Regions from separate parts of the Homo sapiens genome. Here region 2 is linked to region 1. A link is a contact called in ENCODE Hi-C data. All regions are on one chromosome and are shown on one strand. The core of a region is the stretch at or near the end of the contact, and the rest is flanking DNA. Distances in the headings are between cores, read along the strand shown. Region 1 has its middle 27 kb from the start of SEH1L. Region 2 overlaps LDLRAD4 (low density lipoprotein receptor class A domain containing 4).

What was found. Hi-C counts contacts between places; a loop is a spot of excess contacts on that map. Pooled maps may share reads with other maps.
Region 2: a loop to region 1 is called in a pooled map, with 3 times the contacts of the local background. The contact joins two enhancer-like sites. A Hi-C loop is called at or near these places in 4 of 168 maps with a recorded cell type or tissue (PC-9, endothelial cell of umbilical vein, mammary epithelial cell and 1 more) and 7 of 50 pooled maps.

The regions. Positions count from the first base shown.
Region 1 is chr18:12,919,295-12,922,959 of GRCh38, forward strand. No RefSeq gene overlaps it. Among named protein-coding and RNA genes, the nearest start is that of SEH1L, 27 kb to the right of the region's middle. Within about 2 kb of position 2,002, at least 3 of the 41 ENCODE cell types and tissues checked have a DNase peak (open chromatin) inside an H3K27ac peak, as active enhancers do.
Region 2 is chr18:13,628,419-13,632,083 of GRCh38, forward strand. The region is part of intron 5 of LDLRAD4 (low density lipoprotein receptor class A domain containing 4); the gene reads left to right. Among named protein-coding and RNA genes, the nearest start is that of MIR4526, 19 kb to the left of the region's middle. Within about 2 kb of position 1,898, at least 5 of the 41 ENCODE cell types and tissues checked have a DNase peak (open chromatin) inside an H3K27ac peak, as active enhancers do.

The DNA.
Region 1 (3,665 bases), core at 752-3,251:
GATCAAGGATTTAAATCTAAGACCTGAAACTATAAAAATTCTGGAAGATAACATCAGAAAAACCCTTCTAGGCCGGGTGCAGTGGCTCACGCCTGTAATCCCAGCACTTTGGGAGGCCAAGATGGGCGGATCACGAGGTCAGGAGATCGAGACCGTCCTGGCTAACATGGTGAAACCCCGTCTCTACTAAAAATACAAAAAATTAGCCGGGCACGGTGGTGGGCGCCTATAGTCCCAGCTACTCGGGAGGCTGAGGCCGGAGAATGGTGTGAACCCGGGAGGCGGAGCTTGCAGTGAGCTGAGATTGCGCCACTGCACTCCAGCCTGGACGACAGAGCGAGACTCTGTCTCCAAAAAAAAAAAAAAGAAAAAGAAAAACCCTTCTAGACATTGGCTTAGGCAAAGATTTCATGACCAAGAACCCAAAAGCAAATGCAATAAAAACAAAAATAAATAGCTGGGACTTAATTAAACAAAGAGCTTTTGCACGGCAAAAGGAATAGTCAGCAGAGTAAACAGGCAATCAACAGAGTGGGAGAAAATCTTCACAATCTATACATCTGCAAAGGACTAATATCCAGAATCTATAATGAACTCAAACAAATTAGGAAGAAAAAAACAAACAATCCCATCAAAAAGTGGGCTAAAGGACATGAACAGACAATTCTCAGAAGAAGATATACAAATGGCCAACAAACATATGAAAAAATGCTTAACATCACTAATTATCAGGGAAATGCAAATCAAAACCACAATGCGATACCACAATGTGATACCACAATCCTGCAAGAATGGCCATAATAAAAACAATTGAAAAATAATAGATGTTGGCATGGATGCGGTGAACAGGGAACGCTTCTACACTGCTGGTGGGAATGTAAACTATACAGCCACTGTGGAAAACAGTGTGGAGATTCCTTAAAGAACTAAAAGTGGAACTACCATTTGATCCAGCAATCCCACCACTGGGTATCTATCAGAGGAAAACAGTCATTATACGAAAAAGATACTTGCACACGCATGTTTATAGCAGCACAATTCACAATTGCAAAAATGTGGAACCAACCCAAATGCCCATCAATCAACAAGTGGATAAAGAAACTGTGATATATACATATATATATACATACATATATAATATATATATACATATATATATATATACAATGCAATACTACTCAACCATAAAAAAGGATGAATTAATGGCATTTGCAGCAACCTGGATGAGACTGGAGACTATTATTCTAAGTGAAGTAACTCAGGAATGGAAAACCAAACATCATATGTTCTCACTCATAAGTGGGAGCTAAGCTATGAGGATGCAAAGGCATAAGAATAACACAATGGACTTTGGGGGATAAAGGGCAAGGGGTGGGAAGGGGATGAGGGATAAAATACTACAAATTAGGCCAGGCACGGTGGCTCACGCCTGTAATCCCAGCACTTTGGGAGGCCGAGGTGAGGTCAGGAGTTCAAGACCAGCCTGCCCAACACGGTGAAACCCCATCTCCACTAAAAATACAAAAATTAGCCGGGCATGGTAGCAAGCACCTGTAATCCCAGCTATTTGGGAGGTTGAGGCAGGAGAATCGCTTGAACCCGGGAGACGGAGGTTGCAGTGAGCCGAGATCGTGCCACTGCACTCCAGCCTGGTTGACAGAGCGAGACTCAGTGAAAAACAAACAAACCTACAAATTGGGTGCAGTGCGTACTGCTCGGATGATAGGTGCACCAAAATCTCAGAAATCAGCGCTAAAGAACTTATTCATGTAACCAAACGGCACCTGTTTCCCAGTAACCTATGGAAATAAAAATTAAAAAAAAAAATAAATAAAAGCTGCTGAAACCACTTAGCCTCCTTCACAGTGAAAATGGTGCTATGTTTTTCACGCCTATTTGCAAACTTTGTGCCAAACTAAATGTTAACAAGAACTTTAAAGAAAAGTTTCACCTCCAAACCACAAACAGTGCTCTGAAAGTGCAAAAACAGCAAAAAGTCAAACACAAACAAGCCTAAAGCTTTGTGAGGCCAGAAGAAACCACAGGTCATAGAAAAATACACTTTCCCTTTCACACTCTCAGTATCATACTCGGGGGCTGTCATGAGAGCGAGGGTGTCTGGGCTTAATACAGTCACCTTGCAGCACCTAAGCCATGACACCTCAGCTATCTGCGTGTAGCACAAGGAGGACACCGAACAGGGATGGAATGTGCACATCACTGAGAGCGTTTTTATGTTGACTTTCCTCTCTGTATCAGCACCAGAACGTCTTCCTGTTAGCTTCAGTGGTCTCTGTGTTGTCAAGGAAAATGACCCACAGTAACTGTCTACTCACCAGCTTTGCCTAAGTCACACTTATAAGGCTCTTGATGCGTAACAGGCTTATTAGTTTCCAAGCAGGTAGCATTGATTGGTAAAGGAGGAAAAGACTCCCCATTTATGCTATCAATCAGCCTCTCTTACAGTAATCTTTTAGGCATTTCAACAGCAAAATAGGCAGGTGTTTACCAAAAAAGCCTTCATAAGCACATCAAAGTTCATATTTTAGCTGCTTAAGAAAAAAAATTAACTATGGGACATTTCCATAAACAATAGACCAGGCACGGTAGCTCATGCCTGTAATCCCAGCACTCTGGGGGGCCGAGGCAGGTAGATCGTCTGAGGTCAAGAGTTCTAGGCCAGCCTGGCCAACATGGTGAAACTCTGTCTCTACCAAAAATACAAAACATTAGCTGGGCGTGGTAGTGCACGCCTGTAATCCCAGCTACGTGGGAGGCTGAAGCATGAGAATCACTTGAACCCGGGAGGTGGAGGTTGCAGTGAGCTGAGATCACACCACTGCACTCCAGCCTGGGCAACAAAGTGAGACTCCATCTCAATAAATAAATAAATAAATAAATAAATAAATAAATAAATAAATAAATATTTTGTCTTAATGACTCATTTGCAGAAGTCAATGTATCACTCAAGGCAATGAAGTTTAGCATTATAGAGTTCAAGATCATATACAAAGACCTGTCCTCAAATTCCCCTCAAATGAAAAACAGTATGCCAGTAAGCTTAGTAAATAATTCGTGGAAAAAAAAATACATCTCTAGAAAATGATTTTTTTAAATTTTATTCATTAGATTGCACTGTTTATAACAGCAACAAATTGGATGCCTGCCAGTAGAAAACTGGTTAAAATACTGGCACATAGTAAATGCTCACTAAATGCTTACTGAATGAATACATGAATGATAACAGTTTCCATTGCTTCCAAAGCTCCCTTGCTTCCCTCCTATTCTCTAGGCTCCTGTTGATTCTGTGAGCTCCAAAAGCTCTCCAGTAAATCTTGTCTCTGTTTATGATTGCAACCCAAAAAAGCTGATGGATACATAATATTAAATGTGGTAAAAAACCAAATTCACTTTATACCAATTCCATTCTACAAACAATATTATATTTCAGTTCAATATAATTATAAAGGTATAGTTTTAGAATTAGTTCCGTTGTTTCCTGATATACCAAATCCTACTTCAACCCTTAAGAGGTTTAAAAATAAAGTGAGGTCTCTTCACTTGACATATGTATCAGAATGGAACACTGGTAATTAGAAGACTTATCAGAGATCATAAGCTCCAATGGACAGAGATGTCCCAGACAGTCACAAGGTGAAAAAAGG
Region 2 (3,665 bases), core at 648-3,147, 710 kb after region 1:
CAGCTCTCCGTTACTGCATTTCACGGAAACTGCATTTCCAAGAGCTTAGGGTCCGGCGGGTTGGCCGCAGCATGTCTGTCTGAGTGAGCAAGGACTTCCAATTATCAGGCTGCCCAGGTGGTCATTTGAAAGGTTTTGCCCTTTGCTATGTCTAATTGAAGCATTAGAGGATAGACAATTTCACATCACCTCAAAATGAGAACATCTCCCTTCAATTAAGGGAAACAGGAGGCCAAGCGGCCCGGCAGAAACTGCATAAGGATGCTGGACCCCAGCTGCACGCAGATTCCCACCTGAACCACAGTGGGCAGAGCTTTGGAAGAGTCAATGCTTATCTTTAAAGTGACAGTGTCTCAAATAGTCCTTCTACTGATGTTGGCACTGCTCAGAATGTTTGGGAATTACCTTCAGGTTTTGGGGTTATTTTTAAGTGACAAGATCTCACTTTGTTGCGCAGGCTGGAGTATAGTGGCATGATCATAACTCACTGCAGCCTCGAACATTTAGGCTCAACTGATCCCCCTGCCTCAGCCTCCTGCGTAGCTGTGACTATAGGCACGCGCAACCATGCCTGGCTAATTTTTAAATTTTTTGTAGAGACAAGATCTCACTGTGTTGCCCAGGCTGGTCTTGAACTCCTTGCCTCAAACGATCTTCCCACTTCAGCCTCCCAAAGTGCTAGGATTACAGGCCTGAGCCACTGCACCTGACTGGGTTGTTTTTATTTGTTTGTTTGTTTTTTTAATCAAGGGAAATTTTTTAAAAGCTTCTCCACAATGGCAAATCTTCCTTTGCAAAGAGCAAATAGTTTTGCTCTTGGGGATAGATTTGATTTTTGGTACCAGCCAAAATCCATTTAGAGTTAAGTCTTGTTCATTATATGGGTGATCAAACCAAATGATACAATTTTGGTGCAAAGGCAAGCACGACTCAATTAGTGAGACTGACGTCCGAGTTACAAACTGATCTGTAGAGAAAGGTCAGGAAGGACCCACAGCAAACTGACAGCTGTGCCTGGGAAGGAAGTAAGGACAAAGGAACACTGATCTGTGCAGTAAAACTTTTATGGTAAGAATGTATTCATGTATTACCTTTGCAATTACAAAACATCCTCTGATCATGTAAACTGATGCTAAAGGCAGTAATGTTCTGGGCATCTATAGACTCCCAGAGTAATTCATTTGAACATGGTTTCTATGGTGGCTAAAATAATAATTTTAAATAAAATGTATGAACATTTTTATCAACAAATTTATAGTAATCTTTTAAATATATAAGGTATTAGCATTAATAATCTAATAGTAAAATCTGTTGGTTTATTTTTTGCTTAGTCCTTGAAAGTTGGTGTGGTTTGTTCTGAAAAAAAAAAAGAGAAGAAGATTAAAAATTATCTTAATGATCATAACTCTGGGTGGCCCCTGTTGGGGAGGCTCACCAGGCTGGGGTCTGGCTCTTGGCAAAGCCCCAGCAGCTCTGTGACCTTGGGTGAAGGTCACAGAAAATCCCCTCTGAGCTCTGACTTCTTCTCACATGTGAGACGAGGCAACTGGTGCTGAAATCAGGATGATGCCTGCCTGGATCTTGTGTGGTTCCACATTTTCCTGCTGCCTGGAACTTTCTCATTCCCAGGCTGATTCCTCTTGAAGTCCGATTGCTCACTAACCCCAGCACCAAGCTGGGAGAGGCACCTCATATTGCTTTTCCCCGCTAGCCCATTGCATTGTCCCAGAAATAGAAAGGATTCCCTTCCTTTTCTTCCAGCAGACCTTCCTAGATGATTTGTCTTTTCTCTTAAGGGACGTGCCCTAGATTGAGCAGAGTTGGGGGATCTTGAATCTGAGAAGTCTGATGATGGATTCCCCAGGAGGAAGAAAGGGGGAGGTGCAGTCTCTGACAGCCAGGGGTACTGGCCTCACATCCAGGCTGTGACTGCCATCTAGAGTGGAAAGGACGGTAGTGATAAAATATCAGGATGGTGGAGAGGCTGCATGAAAAAAGGGAGAAAACAGGGAAAATTGATTTTATCAGAAGGCAAAGGTGTTGCTGAATATCCAAAGATCAATTTCACCTCTTCTTTGAAATTCTCACTGTGGAACAGGGGAAAAATAGATTTCCAACTATTTGAGGCCATAAAATACATTCATTCACTGGGAGGTTAGCCCTTGGGTAGAATCAGAATACCCAGCAGTAGTCTTGCTTTACCGCAGACTGACCGAGGTGCCTAGAGAGGAATATGCCCTCTGTCCTCAGTTTCCCCCCATCTAAAATGAGGGATAACTGGCTTCATTCGGAGGCCTTCAATCTGTATCTTGCCATGAAGAACAGTAAGAAATACATTTTATATCACAACACAAAAGCCTCCTATAATGCAATTAAGGCAGAGGTTTTACAAAACAATACTTACAGTGTGCTCAGATCATTTCTGTTCTGTTTCAGTTTTTGGAATGCTGGCTGTGACCCACTTAAATGGATTTTCCAGCTCTCTAAGAGGCTGCAAAGCACATGGTGGAAAACACTGTGTTCAGTGCTCTCCCTGGTTGTTTCCAGTCCCCACATCTGATCATTCCTGGGGTCCTCTGTGTGTGTGTGGAAAGGAGAGTGTAGCTGAGAGCATAAGCCCAGCAGGGTTCGGGCGTGGTGTGGCCTTGCACACGTGGACGCATGGCAGCAGGCGACAGCCCATGGTGCAGCACAAGGGAACCCTCAGTAAGTCATGGCTGCAGACGACTGTCCTTTAATAATATGAGATGTACTGGTTGGAAGAAAAATGATCCAATAAATACAGAAATGAAAAGGATTATAAAATAGTGCTACGAACAATTGTATGCAAACCAATTGGATAACCTAGATGAAATGAAAAGATATTAGAAACAGCCTACCAAGACTGAATCATGAAGAAATAGAAAATCTTAATAGATCTATAGCTAGTAAGGAGATTGAACCAATGGTCTAAAATCTCCAACCTGGACCACATGGCTTCAGTGGTGAATTCTACCAAACATTTAAAGAATTGACATCAATCCTTCTTAAACTTCTAGAAATTTCAAGAGGTGGGAACACTTCCTAACTCATTATGAGATGAGGCCAGCATTCCTGATACCAAAGCCAGACAAAGACACAGCAGAAAAAGATAACCATAGACTAATATTTCTTATAAATATTGATGCAAAAGTCCTCAACAAAATACTAGCAAACTAAATTCAGCAGTATATTAAAAGGGTTATACTGGCTGCGCACAGTGACTCACACCTGTAATCCCAGCACTTTGGGAGGCTAAGGGAGGCAGATTACTTGAGGTCAGGAGTTCGAGACCAGCCTGGCCAACATGGTGAAACCTGTCACTACTAAAAATACGAAAATTAACCAGGCATGGGGGCACGCACCTGCAATCCCAACTACTCGGGAGGCTGAGGCAGGAGAATCACTTGACCCCGGGAGGCGGAGGTTGCAGTGACCTGAGATCGTGCCACTGTACTCCAGCCTGGAAGACAGAGCGAGACTCTGTCTCAAAAATAATAATAATACTAAATAAAAATTAAATTTAAAAAAGTAAAAGGATTATACATCATCAACAAGTGGGGGATTTATTCCCAGAAGGCAAGGATGGTTCCATACATGAAATTCAGTCAGTGTCATACACTACATTAACAGAATGAAGTTGGGGG